Regions from separate parts of the Homo sapiens genome. Here region 1 is linked to region 2. A link is an interaction called in ENCODE POLR2A ChIA-PET data of the cell type or tissue named here. Cell type or tissue: PC-9. All regions are shown on one strand. Region 1 has its middle 6.3 kb from the start of PHF19. Region 2 overlaps C5 (complement C5).

Evidence for each region. ChIA-PET counts read pairs that join two places held together with the same protein. Peaks named below come from ENCODE experiments on the same cell type or tissue, not always from the same donor. Only the 100,000 strongest peaks of a DNase experiment are listed, where the experiment ranks them.
Region 1: POLR2A ChIA-PET joins it to region 2 with 9 read pairs; 2 of 35 experiments call an interaction of 5 or more read pairs at or near these places.

What each region holds. Positions count from the first base shown.
Region 1 is chr9:120,881,455-120,885,454 of GRCh38, forward strand. It overlaps a transcript of PHF19 not described here. Among named protein-coding and RNA genes, the nearest start is that of PHF19, 6.3 kb to the left of the region's middle. In PC-9, no CTCF peak of the experiment used is centred here; DNase peaks (open chromatin) are centred at 1,687 and 1,947.
Region 2 is chr9:121,034,718-121,038,717 of GRCh38, forward strand. It overlaps C5 (complement C5), which reads right to left. Exons shown (of 41, transcript NM_001735.3): 4 at 3,164-3,234; 5 at 86-177. Among named protein-coding and RNA genes, the nearest start is that of C5, 14 kb to the right of the region's middle. In PC-9, no CTCF peak of the experiment used is centred here; no DNase peak of the experiment used is centred here.

The sequences.
Region 1 (4,000 bases), 150 kb before region 2:
GTTTAATTCTATCTGTATGTTTTATTTCTTAGAAAAAAAAATTAAAATCTGAGGCAAGTATGACCAAGTGTCAAGATGTAACAGAGCTGGGTGGTTGATCCATAGTTGTTCTCTCTGATCCTTCTCCTTCTCAAGTCTAAAACTTTTCCATGTTTGAGATATTTGGTGATTTTAAAGGTGGGAGGGGCAGGAAGCTATGAGGAGATTGCAGCAGAGGAGGTTTTGATGATAGCATTGCTTGTTAGGTGTCCAGGGTGGTTACAGTGCACAGTGTCCCCTCATGCATGGGACTGATCACCCTTCTTATTTGTTTGTTTGTTTATTTGAGATGAAGTCTTGCTCTGTTGCCTAGGCCAGAGTGCAGTGGCACGATCTCGGCTCACTGCAAACTCTGCCTCCCAGGTTCAAGCAATTCTCCTGCCTCAGCCTCCTGGGTAGCCGGGGTTCCAGGTGCACGCTATCACGCCTGGCTAATTTTTGTATTTTTAGTAGAGATTGGGTTTCACCATGTTGGTCAGGCTGGTCTTGAACTCCTGACTTCATGATCCACCAGCCTTGGCCTTCCAAAGTGTTGGGATTACAGGTGCGTGCCACTGCACCTGGCCCACCCTTCTCTTTTAAGGCTTGTCACAGCGTGGTGAGCCAGGTGTGGCAGGCATCAGGTCCATTTTGCAGGGGATGAAATGGAGGTTTGGAAAGGCGTAGTGATAAACTCAGTGTCACACACAATAGAGAGTCAGGGCTTGTCCCCTCTGCTCAGCAGTGTCTCAGTACCTCTCTGTCCAGGGAGACCACCAAAGGGCCAGAGAGCCCTGAGAGAAGGTTCCCTGCCTCCCAGTGATCCATCCTCTTCCTTCTGCTGTGCTATTCTATGTTTTCTTTCAATTAAGGACAATTTGGAAAATGTCAAAAAGCACGAGGAAGAAAATAAAAGTAACTTGTGATTTTCACTGTTACTTTTAAAATCAGATTTATCGAAATATACTTCACGTATGACAAATTCACTTACTTAAAATATACAGTCATTATTTTGAGAGAACATCATTTTCTTTCAGAAATACTTATTTGAATACCAAACAAGTTAGCCTATATGAAAGTGCTCTACAGCCAGGCACAGTGGCTCATGCCTGTAATCCCAGCACTTTGAGAGGCTGAGGTGGGCGGATCACCTGAGGTCCGGAGTTCAAGACCAGCCTGGCCAACATGATGAAACCCCATCTTTACTAAAAATACAAAAATTAGTCGTGCATGGTGGCGGCCACCTGTAATCCCAGCTACTTGGGAGGCTGAGGCAGGAGAATCTCTTGAGCCCAGAAGGCGTAGGTTGCAGTGAGCCGATATTGTGCCATTGCACTCCAGCCTGGGTGACAAGAGCAAAACTCCATCTCAAAAAAAAAAAAAAAAAGAAAGAAACTGCTCTACACACAAGAGGCTTTTCACAAATATGAATAATTATTATTACATAATTTTTGGAAGTAATTATTATGCAGGTGACCAGTTAGACGAGCCCATGTTTTATGGCCTGAATTTCGGGGTTGGTTTATCATGTCCTCAGCATGGAGGTGTAGAGAGTTTTCAGATTACAGTAGAAAGCACGGTTATTAACACCAGTTTTAAAAAAAATGGTTGCCAGGGTCAGACTGTGACCTGTTGGCATGCCTGTGGCCTTGGTTAGCTGCCAAACTATAAACACCTTTACCTGTGGCTTTTGTGGGGAAATGAGAGAAGTCTGCCTGCCTTCTCTGTGAACCCAGGGGGTGTAGAAAAGAAAGGGGAGCCTTCACCAGACACTGGAGATCCTATTTCCCTGCCTTGCCAGCTTGCTGTGGAACCAAGGATCCCTTCCCTTGTCTAAATTTTAGTCTCCCCATCTGTTAAAGATAAAGTGGTGGTTTGTTCACCCTTTCAACATAGTGCACATGTGTAGCGAACCATGCTGTAGGCAGGCACCATGCTAGGAATGACAGGCGTGGCATGAAGATGAATAAGATGCAGCCTTTGATCTCAGGAAGCTCCCGGTCCAGCCGGGCACGGTGGCTCATGCCTGAAATCCCAGCACTTTGGGAGGCTGAGGTGGGTGAATTGCCTGAGCTCCGGAGTTCGAGCCCAGCCTGGGCAACTTGGTGAAATCCCATCTCTACCAAAAATACAAAGAATTAGCTGGGCATGGTGGCATGCACCTGTGGTCCTAGCTACTTGGGAGCCTGAGGTGGGAGGATCACTTGAGCCTGGAGGCAGAGGTTGCAGTGAGCTGAGATCACACCGTGCACTCCAGCAGCCTGGGTGACAGAACAAGACACTGTCTCCAAAAAAAAAAAAAAAAAAAATAGAAGCTCCTGGTCCAGAGCTAGGGGGTGGGGCTAGGGGGACAGACAGATTGATAGATAATTGTGGGAGGGTGTCGAGACAAGGAGTGATCAGGACAAGGAGGGTCAGACCACAATGACCTCTAAGTTGCCTCTGATGGCAAAATTATTTGATTCTATGAACTCAGTCTAAGCTTTGTTTCTCCCTCACTCGGTAACCTAGGATGGGTCACTTCTCTAATCAGGGCTTCAGATGGACTCACTGGTCAATATATGAAGTCTAGAACAAATGAGTTGCTCCCAGTCATTCTTTATAAAGGTTGTTATATAAAGATTTGACCCACCAAAAGCTGCATTGACTATTTGCGAGATATTTTGTCTTCTTGTTTTTTATCAATTAGGTCTACATACTACATTCAATTAGAGATTTTGATTGATATGATTAAAACAGTGTGATCATAAAAGACTGACTCAGATATAGTTAATTAAAGATACCTTTAAAGTTTTCCCCACGTTAAAATACAGAGGTGTCATTTTATTAATGAACTCCAGTATTTACAAGGCATCCTTTCTGGAATCAAGCAATCCATGAGTCGATCCGCGTGAGGTGGATGAGCTCCTGGCCCCAAGCTGGGTGTGTAGGAGAAAGAGGAAATGTATGAGATGAGAGCTGCTCCCCGGGAGCCAAGGCTCTTGCTGGGCATTTCATGAAGGAGACAAGATATAACCAACTGCCCAAGATATAGCCAGAGGAGAGCAAATAAGAAGATAGTGGATACAACAGGGTCATTTGTATGATTCAACTAGTATTGGTGGAACTGAGGTTTGAACCCAGGTGATATGGTGTATTCAAAAGCTAATGCCAGTCTGGGCACGGTGGCTCACACCTGTAATGCCAGCACTTTGGGAGGCTGAGGTGGGCGGATCACCAGAGGCCAGGAGTTTGAGACCAGCCTGGCCAACATGGTGAAACCAGATCTCTACCAAAAAATACAAAAAAAAAAAAAAAAATTAGCTGGATGTGGTGGTACACGCCTATGATCCCAGCTACTCCAGAGGCCGAGGCATGAGAATCACTTCAACCCTGGAGGCAGAAGTTGCAGTGAGTTCAGATAGCACCACTGCACTCTGGCCTAGGAGCGAGACTCTGTCTAAAAAAATAAAAATAAAAATTAAAAAAAGCCAATACCAGCCACTCATGTAAATCCCAACTACTTAGGAGGTTGAGGTGGGAGAATCATTTGAGGCCAGGAGTTCAAGACCAGCCTGGGCAACATAGCAAGACCACATCTCTAAAAATAAAAATAAATTAGCTGGGGTGGTGACATGCACCTGCAGCGCCAACTACTCAGGAGGCTGAAGTAGGAGGATTGCTTGAACCCAGAAGTTCGAGGATGCAGTAAGCTATGATTACATCACTGCACTCCAGTCTGAGCAACAGAGTGAGACCCTGTGTCTTAATGGAGGGAACCTTCCAAGTCAAGTTTTCCAACTTCTCATTTTCAGATGGGGAAACGGATATCTAGAAAGCAGGAGAGGTTCGGCGCAGTGGTTCACGCCTGTAATCCTAGCACTTTGGGAGGCCGAGGCGGGCAGATCATGAGGTCAAAAGTTTGAGACCAGCCTGGCCAACATGGTGAAACCTCGTCTCTACTAAAAGTACAAAAATGAGCTGGGCATGGTGATGTGCGCCT
Region 2 (4,000 bases):
ACATTAGGTGGCCCCCTTTAACTGGTTACCTGCTTCTTCACCAAAAGTTCCGTATGTGGTTTTATTAACAACTATTTTTACATACCTAGGATTAGACGGAATCTTGAAGTCAGGAAAAGAGATAATTCCAATATGATCAATTTCTTCTACCATGTCAACTTCTGATCCTTCAGGATCCTGTAAATAAAAACAAACACCCTCAAAGGCCAGAAACTACATTTTAAAAAATTTAACTGATTATACAATCTTTGATGTACAAAATATTTATAGATCAAATATTTGAAGACAAATACCCATGTCTTCAAATTAAATATGAAGGATGAAGATCTGTTAAATGTTATAGAAGGGAAATATGGTTCATTTCAGCCATTTCCCTTCTTCTTTTTCCAATCTTCCCCATCTCTCCTCATTATCTTGAAGAGACTCAACTCTCGTTGTACATCTAAAAGATGAAGTGTAACAACACGTAAAAACAACAACAAACAAACAAACAAACAAACAATGATGTTTTTGATAAACTAAATGTGAATTTTGTTGGCTTTATAAACACCAGAATCTAATTTTTATATATGTTCATTTAAAGCTTTCAAAAGCAAATATTCTATGAATTATATTTTTTAGCCAGATGTTTTATAAATGTATAGTATGGGCATTTTTCAGCTTGGTAAAACTCTCAAATGGTTAAACAAACTTGACAGTTCTCGTAAAGCTTCCCCATAAACTTAATTTTGTGTTTGGGTTAGCAAATAATTGAAATGAGGTTTTGACTTTCTTTGGACTACACATGGGGGTCCAATTCAGCCTTAACTCAACACATAAACATAGCAGGCAACATAAGTGAGGCCCCTATCTGTACAAAAAACTTTTTTGAGACAGGGATCTTGCTCTGTGATCCAGGCTGGAGTGCAGTGGTGTGATCATAGCTCACTGCAGCTTTGAACTCACAGGCTCAAGCAATCCTCCCACCTCAGCCTCCCAAGTAGCCAGGACCACAGGCACATGCCACCATGCCCAGCTATTTTTTTTTTTTTAATTTTTAGTAGAGATGAGGTCTCTCCAGGTTGCCCAGGCTGGTCTCAATCTCCTGAGCTCAAGCAATCCTCCCATTTTAGCCTCCCAAAGTGCTGGGATTACAATTACAGGCATGAGTCACTGACCAGCCTACAAAAAAATGTTTAAAGAGTTAGCAGGGTGTGGTGATGGGTGCCTGTAGTCCTAGCTACTCAGGAAGCTGAGGTGGGAGGATGGCTTGAGCCCAGGAGTTTGAGGCTACAGTGAGCTATGATCACACCACTGCACTCCAGCCTTGGTGACAGAGCAAGACCCTGTCAAAAACATACAAACAAAAACAAACAAACCAACAAAAAACCCAAAGCAAAAAATCTTAGCACCATTTACCATGACTGAAATTCACAGTTGGATTTTAGAGGTTTTATTTCGTAATTAATTGTAAAACTTACAGAAGCCTATTTTGAACAAGAATTATACTTGTAGCTGAGTATTTTTATGGCTCTTCTTCATCGCACTATCCATTGTGCACAATTCTTCTAAGATCATCTTTCTCAGGTACTATTTTGAGGATACTTCCTCTATATTAACTCCTTAAGGCTCTGGGATCAGCTTTCTCAATCTTTTCTTCCTGGGGCAGCTCTTACAAGAGATGACTGACATTCATTTTTCTGCAGGTTATGCCATGATTCTGCATCACTTAAGTTCAACCATGAAGACGTTGGATAAAGAGCATACATCCACACCCCTATCATTCCCTGATAGAAAAAGGGCATTTGAGCTGACATTGCTCTCCTTAGTTCTCTTTCAGACATTCTATCAGTCAATCAGTTTATTTACTAGCTTCATTTTTTTTTATTTCTTCTTGCCCCCATAGCTTAACTCACACTGTTTCTTACATGGATGGTCTTCACTATTTTTAAATAATTTATGTCAATTCCTTTCATTAACACCCAACTCAGGGTTCCCTTTAACTACTCCGTTCCAGAGAAGGATGTGTATCACCCCCACTCTCACCTCTCATTGGTCTTCCCTCTGAGCTCATGGTATTTGTCCTACTGTATAATTTATTTGTTTTATATTTTAGTATGGTTTTGTTCTGTAGTATCTATGCTTTTGCACCTGCATTCTGATAAGTTTTTATTTTTATTTTTTGGTTTTTTTTTTGAGTAGCAGCAAAAGTGCTGCAGCCTATATTGAAGGACCATTAGTAGTATACCTACTGTTAATAACTGAGCAGTTATAACTAGTTGTATTATTTTATTTCCTCACAAAAGTGTTTGGGGTATGTGACACAAATTAGATGAGATCATGGGAGTTCAATGCACAGCGTCTGTTACATATGTCATGTCTGATAAATGGTGAATTACTGCCAATCTTTAACTCATGATTTAGCAAGATTTTTTGTGTTAGTATAATAGTTATTAAACTCTAAGTTCCTTAAGAGTAAGTACCATTAAATATAGTTCTTTTGCACATAATAAATACATAATAGATATATCCATTATGTATATCTTATAGTTAAATGGGTATTCAGTCAATTCTTAGTGATTGGTGGGTGGTTTTTTGTTTTTTGGTTTTTTTTTTTTTTTTAGATTTTCTTTTTTGAGATGGAGTCTCACACTGTCACCAGGCTGGAGTGCAGTGGCACAATCTCGGCTCACTGCAAGCTCTGCCTCCCGGGTTCAAGCAATTCCCCCACCTCAGCCTCCCGAGTAGCTGGGACTACAGGCGCCTGCCACTGCACCAGCTAATTTTTTGTATTTTAGTAGAGATGAGGTTTCACTATGTTGGCCAGGTTAGTCTCGATCTCCTGACCTCGTGATCCACCTGCCTCGGCCTCCCAAAGTGCTGGGATTACAGGTGTGAGCCACCACGCCCGGCCAGTGGGTGTTCTTTAAAAAATAAATCAGCAAGATTGTACTTAAATGGTTTAGCTCAAAATCCTTCAAGTTATTGAAATTTAATTTGTATGAGCCTTTCACATACGTGTATTACAGAGGTATAGATCTATGATTCTATACTCATTGCAGATGTTCAATAACCATTTATGGAACATTGAATGATTTAGTGTAGTGTGAGGACAGGGTTATGAAATGAGATTCTTGTCCTGAAAAATGAATTAAAGTATTATTTAAATAAATAAAATACTTACTATGAAAGTTAAGACAGTTTCTCTTTTGGCTGGCTTCAAGTCGTCATTCAACGAATAAACTCTAACTTTTACTGTAAGAATAATTGATATAATCAAAAACTCTGCTAAAAACAAGGATATTTTGATTTTTTAAAACAACCATCCTTAAAAGAGATGAATCTTACTTTAAAAAACTCAATACACAAAAGTCCATATTTGAAAAAAACAAAAATTAGTTTGCAGACATATACATTACTAAAGATTCTCTTATTTAAGAGAATCCTCAGGGATTCCTTTAAAGAACTATTTCTCTTAGTGGATTTAAAGTACAGTTCACTTTCTTAAAATACATTTACCTACAATGTTTTGAGAAAACATTCACAGTATGAAATTAATTACATCTGTAATTAGGCCATTATTTATTAAGAATTTCATAGTAGCAAAATAGTGACATCACCATATGGTTATAGAGGAGCATAATATATTGTCTCAGAGTTGAAGATCTTAATGGAAAATTGGGAGCTTGATTCAGACATACACTCTTCCACTTATGAAAACCCACAAGGCTCCAAATTAGCTCTTATTGCAAAAGGCAGCTTTGGATTATATGGTTTTGTTCTATTTATTGAGCCAGATCCTACACTTGTTCGCTCATTGTTAAAAGAGCAATGGCAGGGGCTCAATAACTGTTAGTTCTCTTCCATTTCTTTCTGTCAGTTAATAGATCCCTACTTTTTAAACAAAAGCATCTGTTTCGCTTTTAACTCACAGCTGTTTGAGACACAGTGATCTAATTCTTTCCAATGACAAACTTAATTTCTCTAGGGTGTTGCTGATGCTCAAATCATTTCATGGCCA